2 separate regions of the Homo sapiens genome follow, and region 2 is linked to region 1. Evidence: chromatin loops called from intact Hi-C (ENCODE). Cell type or tissue: heart right ventricle. All regions are shown on one strand. Links, peaks and the distances in the headings refer to the core of each region. The heading gives the core; the rest is flanking DNA. Region 1 overlaps CALD1 (caldesmon 1). Region 2 overlaps LOC124901750 (a long non-coding RNA gene).

Region 1 (7,911 bases), core at 2,180-6,179:
TCCGAGTGGCAACTGATGGGCCCTTCTAGTTCTCAGACACTCTACATAGGTATAGAAAGCTTTGGTCAGTAAAAACAAATTAGTGAACTGAATGAAATTTTAAATATAGAATCCAGTGTTTTCTACAGCCTCCCTTCCCCCATGTGTTTAATTACTGAGTCATCATTTCATGCCCACTTCTTTCTATAAAGACATTCACCAAGAAACATTACAAGAACCCATGTGGGACATATTTCTGAGTTTAGTTCTGAGGTAACTTTCATTTTTCTTTTTTGTAAATGAATTTGTAGGTATTTGGTCACCAAATGAAAAGTATTTCCCAACATGTTCAATGAATGATTTCCTTGACTGCCTCATGAGAGCTAAATTCAGTTTTCCTGTTATTAACATTTACACTTTCTCCTTCCTTTACATGGCCTGTGCTCACATTCAATTTTCACTTCCAAACCACCACAACTTCTATTAGAAACAGAGGAACATACATCTTAACAGAAATGTAATATGTAACATGAACTAGGGGTTTTCATTTTTCACGTGAAATTGACAAAACGTATTTAAGAAAATAACCCACCCCCTATTTAATCTGGCCATGTTTTCTAAATATGGATTTCTCTGTTTAAGATTTTGAATTTTCTTAATAGATGCCATAGTTTTCTTAATAGATGGGTTGGAGCATGTTGGCTACAAATCACTTCACCAGTCTCATAGGCGAAGAACTTCGGGTCTTCCTACTTCAAATAATTCAGTTTCACCACATCCTAATAAGTATTGTGAACTTATTCGATATAGTCACAATTTTTAAGATTATTTGGGGCAAACACAGCATGAGAGTTGAAGTGCAATCAAGTGTTCTGATGTGGTGTTCTGATTACTGTCAAACCCCGTGCCATTCTATCTGTATAGCTCCTTGTTCACTTACCTACAGTCAAATACCCTGGCACCCGCTCCTGTGTGTGCCTCAGAAATGCAATGCAGAACATTTGGCCAAACTTTTCTTTTGAAAACCAAATATCATCTTCAGTTCACCATATTTTCTACTGAGATGTGTGTGGGTGTTTTTCCTTTGAAAAGTTAAAGCATTAATCAAGGCCAGTTGGAAATATTTCATGATTGAAATGAAAGTAGAATGGCTCAAGGAAAAAAAATTAGCATTCAGAAGAATAGAAAACAGGATAAATTGATTCCAGCAGTGTTTTTCAAGCCTTTTTGATGACGTCCCACAGAAAAAAAGACAATTTACCTGACAATGCAATACTTACTACCTACAATGCCCTCTGATGGCTTCTATCCATTTCATTTTTTAAAAAATGCTGACTGATACATTTAATTAATTTTGAGACACTCTAAGCTGATCTCACTATTCAGTGGACTGTGAGTCATGGCTTGAAATACACTGGATATGAGGTTACAATTTTGAGATCATCAGACCTGAGATATCTTGGAACACTGACTGCTTTTTCTGTTGCTTTACGATCATTACTTTTCAATCATATTTACCTCTTCTTTTTTGAAGGTAGGCTTGTCTTCTTGGAGCTTTTCTCTTTTAGCTTGCACTTTAGTTCCCTTCTCTTCTCCCTTTTTATTTTCAAGAATGGTAAGGTCACACAAGTAAAAGAAGCCCTTTCTAGTTTACAAGAGTGACAGGGTGCTCGGATCGCCTTGCAAGTGCTGCGTGGGATGGCTTCTCTTCTGCCGTCTCAGCGCTCACAGCACAGTGGTTCTAAACAGCAAGGTGGGATATTTTCTTCCCACCCCAACATCTTCTCGTGTGCCTGCCATTGCGCTCACTGAAATCTAGCATGATGTGGCACTCCTCGTGTGTTTACAAACCTCGTGTGTGGTTTGGTGCACTTTGCTCATGGTCTCAATTTTAGCTGTGTTCATGAGCCTCTTGTACAGAAGCAGGAGTTAAAGATACCTTCAGTGCAATGCAGGCTTAGTGACAGAGAATTTGCTCTGGAAAGGTGAATGTGAAAGCATCTCTTTTTTTCTTTTTTTAGGAGTGGTGGTGGTGGTGTGGTGGTGATTAGGTACAGTGCTTTCAATGCAGTCTTGCAGACAGAAAAAAAATCTTTCTCAAAGCTTACAAACATTTCCCCCCTACTATTTCCACCCTTCCTCAGGCCACATGAATTTGTGTCACCCAGATAATAAAGAAGCAGCATGTATGCTCTTAATTACCAGTCAAATATAAATCAATACTACCCTAAATTAATGGCTTTCTGCAAGTCTACATTAAGCTGAGGTCTACATGTTGGCAAATCAGGGTTTTGACTTTTTTTTTTAAGGAAAGTTTCCAACCAGTTCCTTTCCCCCTCTTTATTACCAGTTAATTTCCAGGGGTTTGTTTTTGCCTTTTTGTTGTTGTTGTTGTTTTTGTTGTTGAGATGGAGTCTCTCCCTGTTGCCCAGTGGAGTGCAGTGGCACAATCTCAGCTCATTGCAACCTCTGCCTCCCAGGTTCAAGTGATTCTCCTGCCTCAGCCTCCTGAGTAGCTGGGATTACAGACATGTGCCGGTACACCCAGCTAATTTTGTATTTTTAGTAGAGATGGGGTTTCACCATGTTGGCCAGGATGGTCTCGATCTCCTGACCTTGTGATCCACCCACCTCAGCCTCCCAAAGTGCTGGGATTACAGGTGTGAGCCACTGTACCCAGCCTGTTTTTGCCTTCTTAAGATGAAATGTCTGACCATTATTCTTCATGTCTCTTTCCCACCCCAGCTTTTATCATTTTTTTAATTCAACGTCAAACCCATGAGTGAGGTAAGGAGTTATGGGCCTCTTGCCTCATGCAGACCTATGGATAGAGGAAAGATAATTAAAAGAACGAGTTTAGATGCAAGCACAGAATCAGAAGCCAACACACCACCACCACATTTATCATCTTTGGATTAATTCTTTTTTTGGGTATTCATAACAATCAAGCACAGAGCAATTAATTTCTCTCTGTCTTCTGGACAGCCAAATTTACTGGCTGTCCCAGTAAATTTGGTTGATTGAATATTCAGCCATCAATCAATTGCTGCATGCTTGTGTATCGCTATGGCCTGAAAAAATGAACAGCTTGCCAAATGATCAAGCATGTGAGCTATATGCATGTGGCCTCAGTCCCAAATCAGATGTGCATTACATTTCTCACAAGTCACAGGCATCACACATTTGGTGCAAAATGTTTACTGTACCTGTTTCTTTAGGACAGCTGTCTGAAGTTTATCTTCTTGTGCTTTCTTTTCATTTACCCATTTCCCTTCTATTTTCTGTTCTACCTTTTCCCCTTTTATCTTTGTCTCTTGCATGGCATGTTTTTTCTCTTCTAGCTGCTTGTTACGTTTCTGCTCTTCTACCTTAGCCTTCTCTTCCTCCTCTGCCCTGGCCCTTTGCCTCTCCTCTGCTGCCCTTTTCTCTTCCTCTTTTATCCTCTGCCTCTCCTCTGCTGCCCTTTTCTCTTCCTCCTTTATCCTCTGCCTCTCCTCTGCTGCCCTTTTCTCTTCCTCCTTTATCCTCTGCCTCTCCTCTGCTGCCCTTTTCTCTTCCTCCCTCATCCTTTCCCTCTCTTCTGCCTCTCTCCTTTCTCTTTCTTGGGCAGCTGCTTTTTCTTCTGCTTCAATTCTTGCTCGTTCATCTGCTATCTTTTTGTCTTGCTCGGCTTTAATTCTTTCTCTTTCTTCTGCTTCCAACCTTGCCCTCTCTGCCTCAGCTCTTTCCTTGTCTTCCTCTTCCATCTTTTCATGATGGGAAATCTCATCTGAACCTTGTTCCCTCTCCTCCTCTTGTTTAGGCTCTTCTGAACTGATCTGCCCATTTTTTAATGACATTACCACTGTTTCCTCCTGGCTTTCAGTTGTTTTCTCTTCCACCATCACCTCTACCTGATTTTCTCCAATGCTCCCTCGCTTTGGCTTCTCCTCTTCCTCCTCCTCCTTTTCCTTGTCTTCTTTCTTGTTTTCTTCAGCATCCCTCCAATCATTCTTCTGGTAGGACTTGGTGACTGTTTCTGTTTCCTCTATCTCGTATCTTTCTTGGCGACTTTCACTTTTTTCTTCCTTCTCGGTAGTTTCATTTTCTGCTGTGTCATTTTGCATTCTTCTGCTTGGGAGCGACAGACTTGCATCTGTTATTGTTGGGTCGAACTCCTTCTGCCGCTCCAGAGCCTCCTGAAGGCGTTTTTGGCGTCTTTCCTCACGCCGAGCCAGGCGCTCCAGGAATGCGGCCTCATCATCCCCTTCCACTTGAGTGTTTGTGGTGGTTGTCTTGGCCTCCTCGTCAGGCACACTGTACAACAGAAAGAACAACACCAAAGACAGCTTGCTCATTCATCAGTCAGCAGCATTCATACAGCCTGTGCTACCCAGGACTACAGCAGATGCCAGTAGTGCCAAGCTTGCCCATATCCCCAGTACGTTACCATTTTAGTACACGCCTGCCTGGCTTTCAGCTGACAGCATTTGCAAGCCTTTCTCTGGGGACTGGAGTCTACTCAACATGCCAGAAGTGCTTTCGGTATTAATGTCCCCTGGGAGCAGTTTTCAAACAAAAATTGATAGCCTGAGTGTTTAGATACCTCAGCACCCCTCACTTTTTGAGTGGGATAACTCCGAGGTGTGTATTCCACACTGGATCTCAGAGTTTCCCAGTGGAGTGAAGCTCCAGATACCCACAGTGGTGATGTGCTTGGTCATGCAACGTTTATTTGGTGGCCTTCCCTTTTCTGTCTTACCTTCCCACACCTCCACCAGTGTTTCCTAGCATCACCTTACAAATAAACGACTTGCAGTCAAATCGTTGTTTCTGGACTTGCTTCTTGGGGAATTCAAACTTAAGGATCAAACTGAAATAATAAGTGAATTCCTTCCATGTCATGTAGTATTCTCCCATGTCATCAAGTCATCTAGAATTCCTGATCTGGATTGGAGGCTCCCAAGGTACTTTGAGAGGAAGAAAATGTACATTACAGTGTTGAGATTCCACACTCACGCCAGTGACCCCAATGGAAGAGACATCTAAGTGTCCCTTACAATTCCTGCTCCTCCTTCCATAGTTGGGGGGAGTGATCACCACTCAAGGATTAAATTTGCACCCTCTCCCTTCTTTGCACCTAGGCGGGCCATGTGACCAATAACTGCCAATGAAATGTAAACAGAAGTGTCCAACCAAGGCAATGAACAAACAGAGGTGCACTCCCTGTCTTCTCTATCTCTGTCTGTTGGTAGATCAGGGAGCACCAAGCCCTAGGGATTGAGAGTCACAAGAGAAAAGAAGACAGGTGGCTGGTTCTACCAACTAGACAGAAATATGCATAATGGTAAGTGTTACTGCACTAAACTTAAAATTTGGGGGCACTAATCGTTATAGCAGCCAGCGTTACCCTAACTAATGTATACACAATCTACCTTCTTTGTCAAGATTTCCATGAATAAAGGGTTTCTTGTCCATCTTTTCTACAGTGGAAAAAGGGCAGTTAAATTTGACATTTATTTTAAAAAGGAAAGAAAATCTCCAAAAGTTAAACTGTTGTCCATCACCTCCCTCACTACTGCAGGATGCTGGACACTGTCCAAGCCAGGGTGTTGGTTTCTATTTGCAGGAAACAACCAGTCATGTGATACCAGAACTGTGACCAGAGTTGGAAGAATTTGTCTTGCAATGTTTAGAAACTCCATCAAATTTCATAGTTCAGACCAAACTTGGCCCTTTCAACGTTCAAATTCACTTAATTTTGGAAAAAACACATTTCATATTTAACAATGAAAATGGCAGAGTAAAAACTAGCTTTAAAACTTTCTTGGCCTTTACTTTTGCTTCAGGATATTGCCTCCATGAAATTAGACATATAAGGATTAAATGTCCCTACAAATGCAAAAAATTTATAATTTAAGGGGAAGTCTATAGAGGGGCCATTTGGATCAATTGAATTCTAATAATTTTTAAAAGGCACCAAAATTCCAAAGTGCTAGCCAGATTAAAGTACTCTTATGCTAAGAAACCAACAAACTGTATTGAACATTTCTTTGCCTATTTATAAATCATGACCACAATTATCAGTAGATATCAAATGCCAGTTAGAGTTGTTTAGCCCCAAGAAGACTTATTCTTCTTGTGGCTAACTAATATGTCAGAGATAAATCACACATTCTCAGACCTCAATATGATTTTCTAAAAAAAAAAAGAATTTGATTTCAATTAATAGCATGAAATAATGAATAACAGCCAAATATCCGAAGAGAAGCACAAGGAAAAGCAAGATTTTAAAAGCAAGAAAACTACAGATCACCAGTAATTTTTAAAGCTCCTGTTGACCACTCATTAATAACAAGATTCAGGAAAGGCATCAAAATGCCATTTTTAAAACTCTTTCTATTATTTCTCTCTCAGCTTGAAAATGGAAAAGGCAGTGAATGACTACGTTGCCCTCCCGTGTTAAGAATCTGGTAACAGTGAAAATTTATTGAGTGCTTACTATGTGTAAGACACTGCATTTTACATGTATTGTTACATAGTTTAAGTTTAGCAGCATTTTTTGGAGAAAGGTATAATTTTTATTTCCATTTAACTGAAGAAATACAGTTAGTGAAAGGTCAAATTGGGAGTCAAAGTCAATTAGTGAACCCTAGAAATTATACCTATTTCCCCTTTGCTATACCTACTCCCCAATTAGAAGCTACTTATTGAGGGAAAGGGTAAACAATATTGTGCTACCGGCCAACATTTTCAAGACTGCTTTCTGAAACCTTCTAATACAGCCTCTCAAACTTGGGTTAAGGAGGCCAGGACCCATTCCCTTTAGAATTTTCTAAATAGACTGAATTAAACAAAACAAACTAAAACCAAAACCACATGTGAGATCTTATATAGTGTAACCATTATAATCAGTCCATGGTTTTAAATTAAAATTATTTTCTCCATTTTCCTCCTCAAATATCCTCATCTTTTTTAGACCTTGGGGCACATAAATGACAATATAAATGACATATACTAACCATTAGCATAATGAACCATGTGACCTTATTTCTGCTGCAAAAGCCCTCTTTGAAGAAGTTGAACCTATTAGGCATTCTCAAGTTCCCTGATTTCAACCAGGGCCCGAGTGAGAAAATACGTAATAGCAAACTCATTAAGTGTGTTTGAATAATCACATTAAATTAAGCGGAATTCTGTATCTTGTTGAATATTATAATGATCAGAGACTATTGATTCAGGCTGTATATTAGAAAAAAGAAGACATCTGCAATTCATGCCCACTTTAAAAATTCACGTGTTACCTATTAATGGTAGCCATGGAGGACTCTACTAAACTAACATATCTTCAGTTCAAAACAGATAGCAACACCCTACAGAATAAATGTAAATACTTTTCCTTATTTAAAGATATAACCTACCAGAAAACAGTATAGATTCCTTAAAGAACTAAAAGTAGAACTAACATTTGATCCAGCAGTCCCACTACTGGGTATCTACCCAGGGGAAAAGAAGTCATTATATGCAAAATATACTGGTACACGCATGTTTATAGAAGCACAATTTGCAATTGCAAAAATATGGAAGCAGCTTAAATGCCCATCAACCAAGCAGTGGGTAAAGAAAATGTGGTGTATATATATATATATATATATATACACACACACACACACACACACACACGTATATATACACACACCATGGAATACTATTCAGCCATAAAAAGGAACACAATAATGGAATTCACCGCAACCTGGATGGAGTTGGAGACCATTATTTGAAGTGAAGTAACTCAGGAATGGAAAACCAAATATCAAATGTTCTCACTTACAAGTGGGAGCTAAGCTATGAGGATGCAAAGGTAGAAAAGTGATATAATGGACACTGGGGACTCGGGGAGAAAGGTAGGAGGGTGTGAGGGGGAAAATACTGCGCATTGGGCGTGGTGTGTAC
Region 2 (7,911 bases), core at 1,317-5,316, 180 kb after region 1:
GAGATGTCCCCAGCCTCCTGCCAGAGAGAAGGGACTGGAAGTCAGAATCTAACTGAGATGGTTGAATCAGATGCCTGCTTCAAGTCAATGCAGCTAGGGGAGCTTGCAAAGCCAGAGTTTGCAACAGAGTGGGCAAATACTCAGAAGGAAATACAAATTTCTGGAGTCAGAGCAGGCCAGGGAGGGATCAGCCGGCATCTGGGTATCAGAAGCGTTAAATTATAGACAATAGCTACAAGACAATTTGTAGTCAAGGACCAGCACTACAAGGCAGGAGAATAAAGAACATGAAGGAGAAAGGGCAGCAAGAATGGGAAGAGGCCCCACCGTTGTCCTGTGTGCATTTCTGCATCTCTGCATCTCTGCCTTGCAAAGTCATAGTCTTTGCAAGGCAGGAGCCACCCTCAGGGCAGTTGGCCTAGACCAGTGCTTCTTACCTGGTGTGCTTTAAGAAAACTAGTAATGCCTAGGCTGCATCCCAGTCTAATTAAACTAACATTTCCTAGGTGGAGCCGGATGTCAGTATTTTTCAAAACTCCCCAAGTGATTCTCCAGGACTCAGATGCATTGCCCTGGCCTTACAAATTTAGAGTTGGTGATTGGTGGCACCTGGCAGAGGTGAGGCATACAAAGCGTAGAGAATCCTGGGAATTCACTCCCTCAGAACAATTTCATCTGATTTTTTTTAGCAGATGAGATGATACACCTATTTTTTTTCTATAGAAATTAAGGTGGCTGCTCTCATTATTTGCTCATATGAGAGTTTAGGCCCAGGGTTTATCAAGTCATCACAATTTCTGGATCCTTCATTTCAGTTCTCTTTTCAGAGCTGAGTCTTGTCTTTTTTCTCTAGACAGGCTCCCACTCCACCCCAAGGCCCAGCAGATTTTGCAGCATGGACCCAATATAGCATTCCATTAATTATATTCTGTCTGAAAATAATACATTCAACACTGAAAAGTGTGAAAAGTGTTTTTTTTTTTTGTTTTTTTTTGTTTTTTTTTTTTCGATACAGAGTCTCGTTCTGTTGCCCAGGCTGGAGTGCAGTGGTGCTGTCTCGGCTCACTGAAACTTCCACCTCCCAGGTTCAAGTGCTTCTCCTCCTTCAGCCTCCTGAGTAGCTGGGATTATAGGTGCCCGCCACCATGCCACCACGCCTGGCTAATTTTTGTATTTTTTAGTAGAGATGGTGTTTCACCATGTTGGCCAGGCTGGTCTCGAACTCCTTACCTCCGGTGATCTGCCCGCCTCGGCCTCCTAAAGTGCTGGGATTACAGGTGTGAGCCACTGCGCCCAGCCTGAAAAGTGTATTTTTGATAATCGGTGCTAAGACTGGATTTATATTCTGATCTGACATAAATCAGGCTCGAAATTTATTGGCAGAAATAGAAGTTGCATAATTACTCGGCTGTGGTTATGCATTCTTGACACATTTATCTCCCCGAGCCTGAACTCTGTACATGCATGGACACATATGAAATTCCCCACTCATAATGCCTATTTTCTGGCACTTGGAAATAGATTTATGAAGGTACCACTGTATAATATATAGTTTCACTTTTATAATTTAGATGGTTTAGGGTAGTGATGAGAAGAAGCTAAACTTTTGTGTGCTAAAATCATAACTTATTCCTTTGAGAATCTGAGACTGGATGTACAAATGCAAACACAAAATGAAAAATAATTAATTTGGAAATTATTTGACTGGTTATTTTGACTAGCAAATTTCTTTGGCATCAGGCCGAAAGCTTCCTTTTCTGACAGGCTGAATACTCTCTACTTAGCCTATATGAAATAAGCATTCTGTCCAAGTCACACCCCCAAGATGATTCATCATGCTCTTGAAAGCTATTCCATTAAGCTCTGAGGTCTCATCTTCCTGATTCTTCTGCCACTTGAAGATCCATATTAACTTTCTCCTGGAAATCTCCTCCCAGTATGTCTTGAGCTAAAATATTGCATGAATGACATTTCTGAAAAGAAACTATACCTTGGGTGAGGAATCAAAGGACTCAAGAGTATAGATGACAAACTTTTTTTTTTGAAACAGGTATCACTCTGTCACCCAGGCTGGAGTGCAGTGGCACGATCTCGGCTCACTGCAACCTCCGTCCCCTGGCTCAAGCAATCATCCCACCTCAGCCTCCCAAGTAGCTGGGACCACAGGAGCACACCACCACACCCGCCTAATTTTGTGTATTTTTGGTAGAGATAGGGTTTCGCCATGTTGCCCAGGCTTGTCTCAAACTCCTGAGCTCAAGCGATTCACTGCCTCGGCCTCCTGAAGTGCTGGGACTACAGTTGTGAGCCACCACGCCCAGCCCTAGATGATAAGCTTATATGATCATTTTTTCTACCAACAATAAAGACTTTGAAGAGAAAGAAAAATCTGTGGGTTGAATGTACAATTACAAAGATGATAAAGAGAAGTGATATTTATGAGACAAAGCCATGGTTCTAGGTACTGGGATAAATGATGTATTCTTGGCGAGGGAAGGATATTTGACCAGAGTCTGGGTGATCCAACTGAAAAACTTTAAGTAAAGGAAGAAAGAAGGACAATCACCTTGATAAACCTATGAACATGGTTCCTATGGAAGACAACAAGTGTAAGATGAGAATATGAATAAGGGTATGGGAGATGCCTGGGAATCGCACCCCCAAAATATTGGAAGACAGAGAGGAGATGGAAATAATGCTAATAGCCTTAAAACCATTATACTAATAATAGGTGTCATTGATTGAGCACTTAGTGACTGTATATCTCTTTTCATCTTGGGAACAACCTTACAAGGTAGGTATTGTTGTTACTTTCATTTCACAGATGGAGAAAAATGAGGCTTATGGAAGTTAAATGACTTGCACAAGGACATGTACAGGTGGTAGGTAGAAAAGCAGGGATTTGGACATGGGCAATCTAGTCCAGAGGTCACTATATCATACTGTCTCAGTGTGCATTGTAAGTGAACCAAGCTTGAGGTTACACCATAATGTGATTTTTTGAGACATGGTGGGAAGGGGCTTCAGATTAAAATACAGTGATGGAGAAGCATGCCATATTCCCAAATGATAGGCTGTAATAAGGGGAGACTGAATGGTATGATATGTCAATAAGATATTCATTTGAGTAACCCAAAAACAGAAACACTGTGGAGAAGTGAGTCAGAGAAAAATGTAAGTGACCTGCTCTGGAACTTTGGTATAGGCCACCTGACCAGAAGGAGAAAATTAATCATGCATTTTGAACAGATGAAAAAAAAACAATATAGAAGTAATGTATAGAATTGGTAATTGAATATATATTTTATACAGTGGTGATGAAAAAATTCAAATATTGGGTATGTGCTAGAGAATTTGGTGGATATGCTCTTGACTTTTCAGAAGAAAGTGAAAGTAGATTTTTTTTTCTGTTAATAGCTAGGAATGGAAAGGATAAACATAGTCAAACATGTACCTCAGCTTTTGAGATGGCAGGATTTTTAAGTCTGCAGAAGCTAGGTATGGTTCTCCCAAAAGAAGGTACCTAGAAATGGCTCAAATACAATTCTAGCGGTAATCGGTAATATATGGTTCTACTAGGAAAGAAACTTGTGTCTTGGGACGCTATAAGCAGAACGTGCCACTTATAAAGTTGTGACCTCGCAACTCCAGACCCACGCTCCTGTATTCCACTGAGGCTAGGACTCTGCACAGCACCTTTCTGCTTGGCCAGCAGACACCCTGTTAGGCTCTGCCAGTAGGGGGCACCAGAGAGAGAGACCACAAGCCTGGATGGAGGAAGGGACAGGGGTTCCTTGCTCCTGTTGGTGAACAGGTCTTCAGGTCACCCCAGCAATGGCAGTGCCTTCCTGAAGCAGCAACTAAATCTAGTTTGCAGGGTTTGTTTGTTTGTTTGTTTGTTTGTTTTAACACTTGCCATATCAACCTTCCAACTTGTCCCCCAAGATAGTTGGTCTGTGTCTTGGAAATCTGGGTGTAATGAGGCCACTCTTTCAAGTTCAGAGACACCAACACCAGCCCAGCAGCTTTCTGGGAGCCCTCCCTGAAGTTTCTATGGTTCCCTTATAGAAGGCGCCTGTTTACTGGGAACTGCATTCCCTAAAGCGAGTCAAGAGCCAGCTCTTTCTATGAGAGTAAGAACCTGTTTTGTGTATCCCTGAGAAACCTATGTCAGTTCTTTAAATTAAATTACAGAAATATAGTCCACCCTTCCTTGGCATCACTGAACCTTACTGCTGTTTTCTGGAACTTTGAAAAACTCTGTAGTTTTGGCGAAACAGAATTCCTTCATGGTGTTAGAATGAGCACCTGGGTCCCTGGCTCCAGGTGCATCTTGACCTTACACAACAGGCATCCCCTGAGGCGGGATCATTCCACATCCATGCCTTACCTCACTCTTCTGGCCTTGCTTTTTTTCGCTCTTTTTGCTCAGGCTGGAGTGTAATGGCGCGATCTTAGCTCACTGCAACTTCCTGGGTTCAAGCGATTCTCCTGCCTCAGCCTCCCAAGTAGCTGGGATTACAGGCATGTGCCATCATGCCCAGCTAATTTTGTATTTTTAGTAGAGATGGGGTTTCACCATGTTGGCCAGGCTGGTCTTGAACTCCTGACCTCAAGTGATCCGCCCACCTCGGCCTCCCAAAATGCTGGAATTACAGGCGTGAGCCACCATGCCCGGCCCCTGGCCTTGCTTCTTAAAGACCCAGTCCTTGCTCTGCATCCTTGAGTCACTTCTATCTTTGGTTCCAGGGCTGAGAGGTGTTCCTTTGAAGACAAACAAATAAGTCCCTTTTCTCTTTTCATTCATTGGGCCTCATTAGACTAATCTCCACTTCTTGAAATATTATTTCTCACTAGATTCCTCTTTCCAGAAAGTCCAAACTGGGTTGTCTTATTCCATTTGAGCTGCCACAACACAATACTATAAACTGGGTGGCTTATAAATAATGAAAATGTATTTCTCACAGCTCCCGAAGTCGGGAAGTCCAAACTCAGGGCAGATTCAGGGTCTGGTGAGGATCTGCTTTCTGCCTATAGACAGTGCCTTCTTGCTGTGTCCTCACATGGTGAAAGGGGTGGGGGTCTCCCTCTAGCCTTTTTGATGAGGGCATTAATCCCATACATGAGGACTGCTCTGATGACCTAATCACCTCCCAGAGGCAGTACCTCATAATACCGTCACCTTGAGGGCTAGGATTTCAACATGAATTTTGGAGGAGAAACAAACATTCAGACCATAGAATTTCACCCTTGCCTCTACCCAAATTCATGTTTGTTTGTTTTTTTGGTTTTTTTTGGGGGGCGGGGGGATGGAGTTTCACTCTTGTTGCACAGGCTGGAATGCAATGGCACAATCTTGGCTCACTGCAACCTCTGCCTTCCAGGTTCAAGCCATTCTCCTGCCTCAGCCTCCTCAGTAGCTGGGATTACAGGTGCCTGCCACCACACCCAGCCAATTTTTTGTATTTTTAGTAGAGATAGGGCTTCACCATGTTGGCCAGGCTGGTCTCGAACTCCTGACCTCAGGTGATCCACCCACCTCAGCCTCCCAAAGTGCTGGGATTATAGGCGTGAGCCAGTGCGCCCAGCCTCATATCCTTCTTGCATGCAAAATATATTCATTTCATCCCATGAGCCCTGAAGTTTTAACTCAGTCCAGCATCAATTTAAAAGTCTGAAGTCCAGGGTCTCATCTAAATGTCATCCAAATTAGATGTGGGTGAGACCGCAGGTACTATCCATCCTGAGCTGTGAACCTTTAAAATTAAACATGTTAAGTGCTTCCAAAATAAAACGATGGGACAGGCATAGGCTAGATATTCCCATTCCAAGATGGAGAAATAGTAAAGAAAGAAGTGGCAAGTTCTGCGCAAGTCCAAAATCTTAATGCTCAAGCATAATCTTTTTGGCTCAGTGTTCCACTGTCTAGGTGCTGGGGCAGAGGTCCTGCCTTGCAGACCCACTGGGATGGCAGTCCTACCTCTGCAGCTTTGCCTGCCTTCATGGCCTTGGACAGCCCTGCCACCATAGATTTTCCAGGTGTAGCCTATGGCACAGCTCTCTCTGTTTGGAGTTGAGTGCCTGCAGTTCTCCCAGATGGGAATCACATGCTAGGGGCTCTACTGGTCTGTGGTCTCTGTGGTGTCCCCACTCGCATGGTTCCACTGGGTATTGCCTTAGTGGGGACTCTCTATGGTGGCCCCACCTTTGTGGTATTTGTCTGCCTGGGCCTATGGCTTTCCAGGGCATTCTTTGTAATCCAGGTAGAGGCAGCCATGCCCCCATGGCTTTGCTGGGTGCCAAGCATGCTGCACTGGAGCCACCTAAGCTGGCCCTGGGGCAGCCACGGGGCACAGGCATGGAGTGCAGGGAGTAGAGCCCCTGATATAAGGCTGCTCTGGGCAGCGATGGCCTTCCTTTGATATTGTTCTGCACTCCAGGACCTATGATGGGAAGGGCAGCCCCAGTGATCTCCACAATGCTTTCTGAGTCATTCTTAATCCATTGTCTCGAACAATAGGTCCTGGATTTCATTTAAATTAAATTACAGAAATACATAGTCCACCCTTCCTTGGCATCACGAATCTTACTGCTGTTTTCTGGAACTTTGAACAACTCCCTCTAGGGTTGGCGAAACAGAATTCTTTCACACTGTCAGAATGAGCACCTGGGTTCCTGGCTCCATGTGCATCTTGACCTTAGTATGAAACATCCTCTGAGGCTGGATCATTCCACATCTGCACTTTATCTCACTCTTCTGGCTTGCTTTCTCAAAGACCTATTCCTTGCTCTGCATCCTTGAGTCACTTCTTCTATCTTTGGTTCCAGGGCTGAGATGATAAATGTCCCAATTATCTTGATTAATAGCACCTGGCTTCCATTGAGATGACAATCTATACTAACCTTCTTATCAAATAATCATTTGGCCACACCCTTGTTCTCTTCCACACAAGTTTTCTCATATTTTTTCAATATGAATAGACTAAGTCTTCTAAAATTTTAAGCTCTACGTTCCTTTTAATTAACAATTCCATCTTTAAATCATTTCTCTCTTCTTGCATTTTACCATGAGCAGTCAAGAGAAACCAGGCTACATCTTCAACACTTTGCTTAGAAATAGTTTCAGCTAAATATTTAATTTCATCACTCACAAGTTCTACCTTCCACAAAACACTAGGACAAGAACACAGAGAAGCCAAATTCTTTGCCACTTTAAAAATAGAATTGCCTTTTCTCTCGTTTTCAATAACATATTCCTCATTTCCATCTGAATGGCCTCATCAGAATAGCCTTTACCGTTCATATTTCTACTAACATTTTCTGTTCATGACCACTTAGGTGTTCTCTAAAAAGACTGAGGTTTTCTCTACAGCTCTCCTTTTTTCTTTCTGGGCCCTCCAGCAGTATTGCCCTTAATAGTTAGTTCACCACAATATAGGCTTTTTCTAGCATGCACCTCAAAACTCTTCCAGCCTCTACTCATTATCCAGTTCCAAAGCTGCTTCCACATTTTAAGTATTTAATACAGCAGCACCCCCACTTCTCAGTACTAATTTTTTGTCTTAAACCGTTTGGACTGCCAGAACAAAGTACCATAAACCAGGTGGCTTATAAACAACAAAAATGTATTTCTCACAGCTCTGGAGGCTAGCAAGCCAAGATCAAGGCAGATTTGGTGTCTGGTGCAGGTCTGCTTTCTGGATTACAGACAGTGCCTTCTTGCTGTGTCCTCACAGAGTGAAGGGGACAAGGGGTGTCTCTCTTCAGCCCATTCCCATTCATGAGGGAATTGGCCCTTATGATTTAGTCACCTCCCAAAGGCATCATCTTCTAATATTATCATCTTGGAGTTAGGATTTCAACATATGAATTTTGAAGAGACACAAACATTCAGACCAGAGCATGGGAGAG

What was found. Hi-C counts contacts between places; a loop is a spot of excess contacts. Peaks named below come from ENCODE experiments on the same cell type or tissue, not always from the same donor. Only the 100,000 strongest peaks of a DNase experiment are listed, where the experiment ranks them.
Region 2: it touches region 1 in a loop (2.0-fold over the local background); 9 of 110 quality-filtered maps call a loop at or near these places.

The regions. Positions count from the first base shown.
Region 1 is chr7:134,929,352-134,937,262 of GRCh38, reverse strand. CALD1 (caldesmon 1) reads right to left here. Exons shown (of 15, transcript NM_033138.4): 5 at 3,186-4,275; 6 at 1,498-1,575. Among named protein-coding and RNA genes, the nearest start is that of AGBL3, 53 kb to the left of the region's middle. In heart right ventricle, for the core only: no CTCF peak of the experiment used is centred there; DNase peaks (open chromatin) are centred at 4,352 and 5,556; H3K4me3 peaks cover 839 bases; H3K27ac peaks cover 4,000 bases.
Region 2 is chr7:134,746,107-134,754,017 of GRCh38, reverse strand. All of the region lies in intron 1 of LOC124901750 (a long non-coding RNA gene), which reads left to right. It also overlaps a transcript of CALD1 not described here. Among named protein-coding and RNA genes, the nearest start is that of CALD1, 30 kb to the left of the region's middle. In heart right ventricle, for the core only: a CTCF peak has its summit at 3,717 (motif pointing right); a DNase peak (open chromatin) is centred at 3,728; H3K27ac peaks cover 504 bases.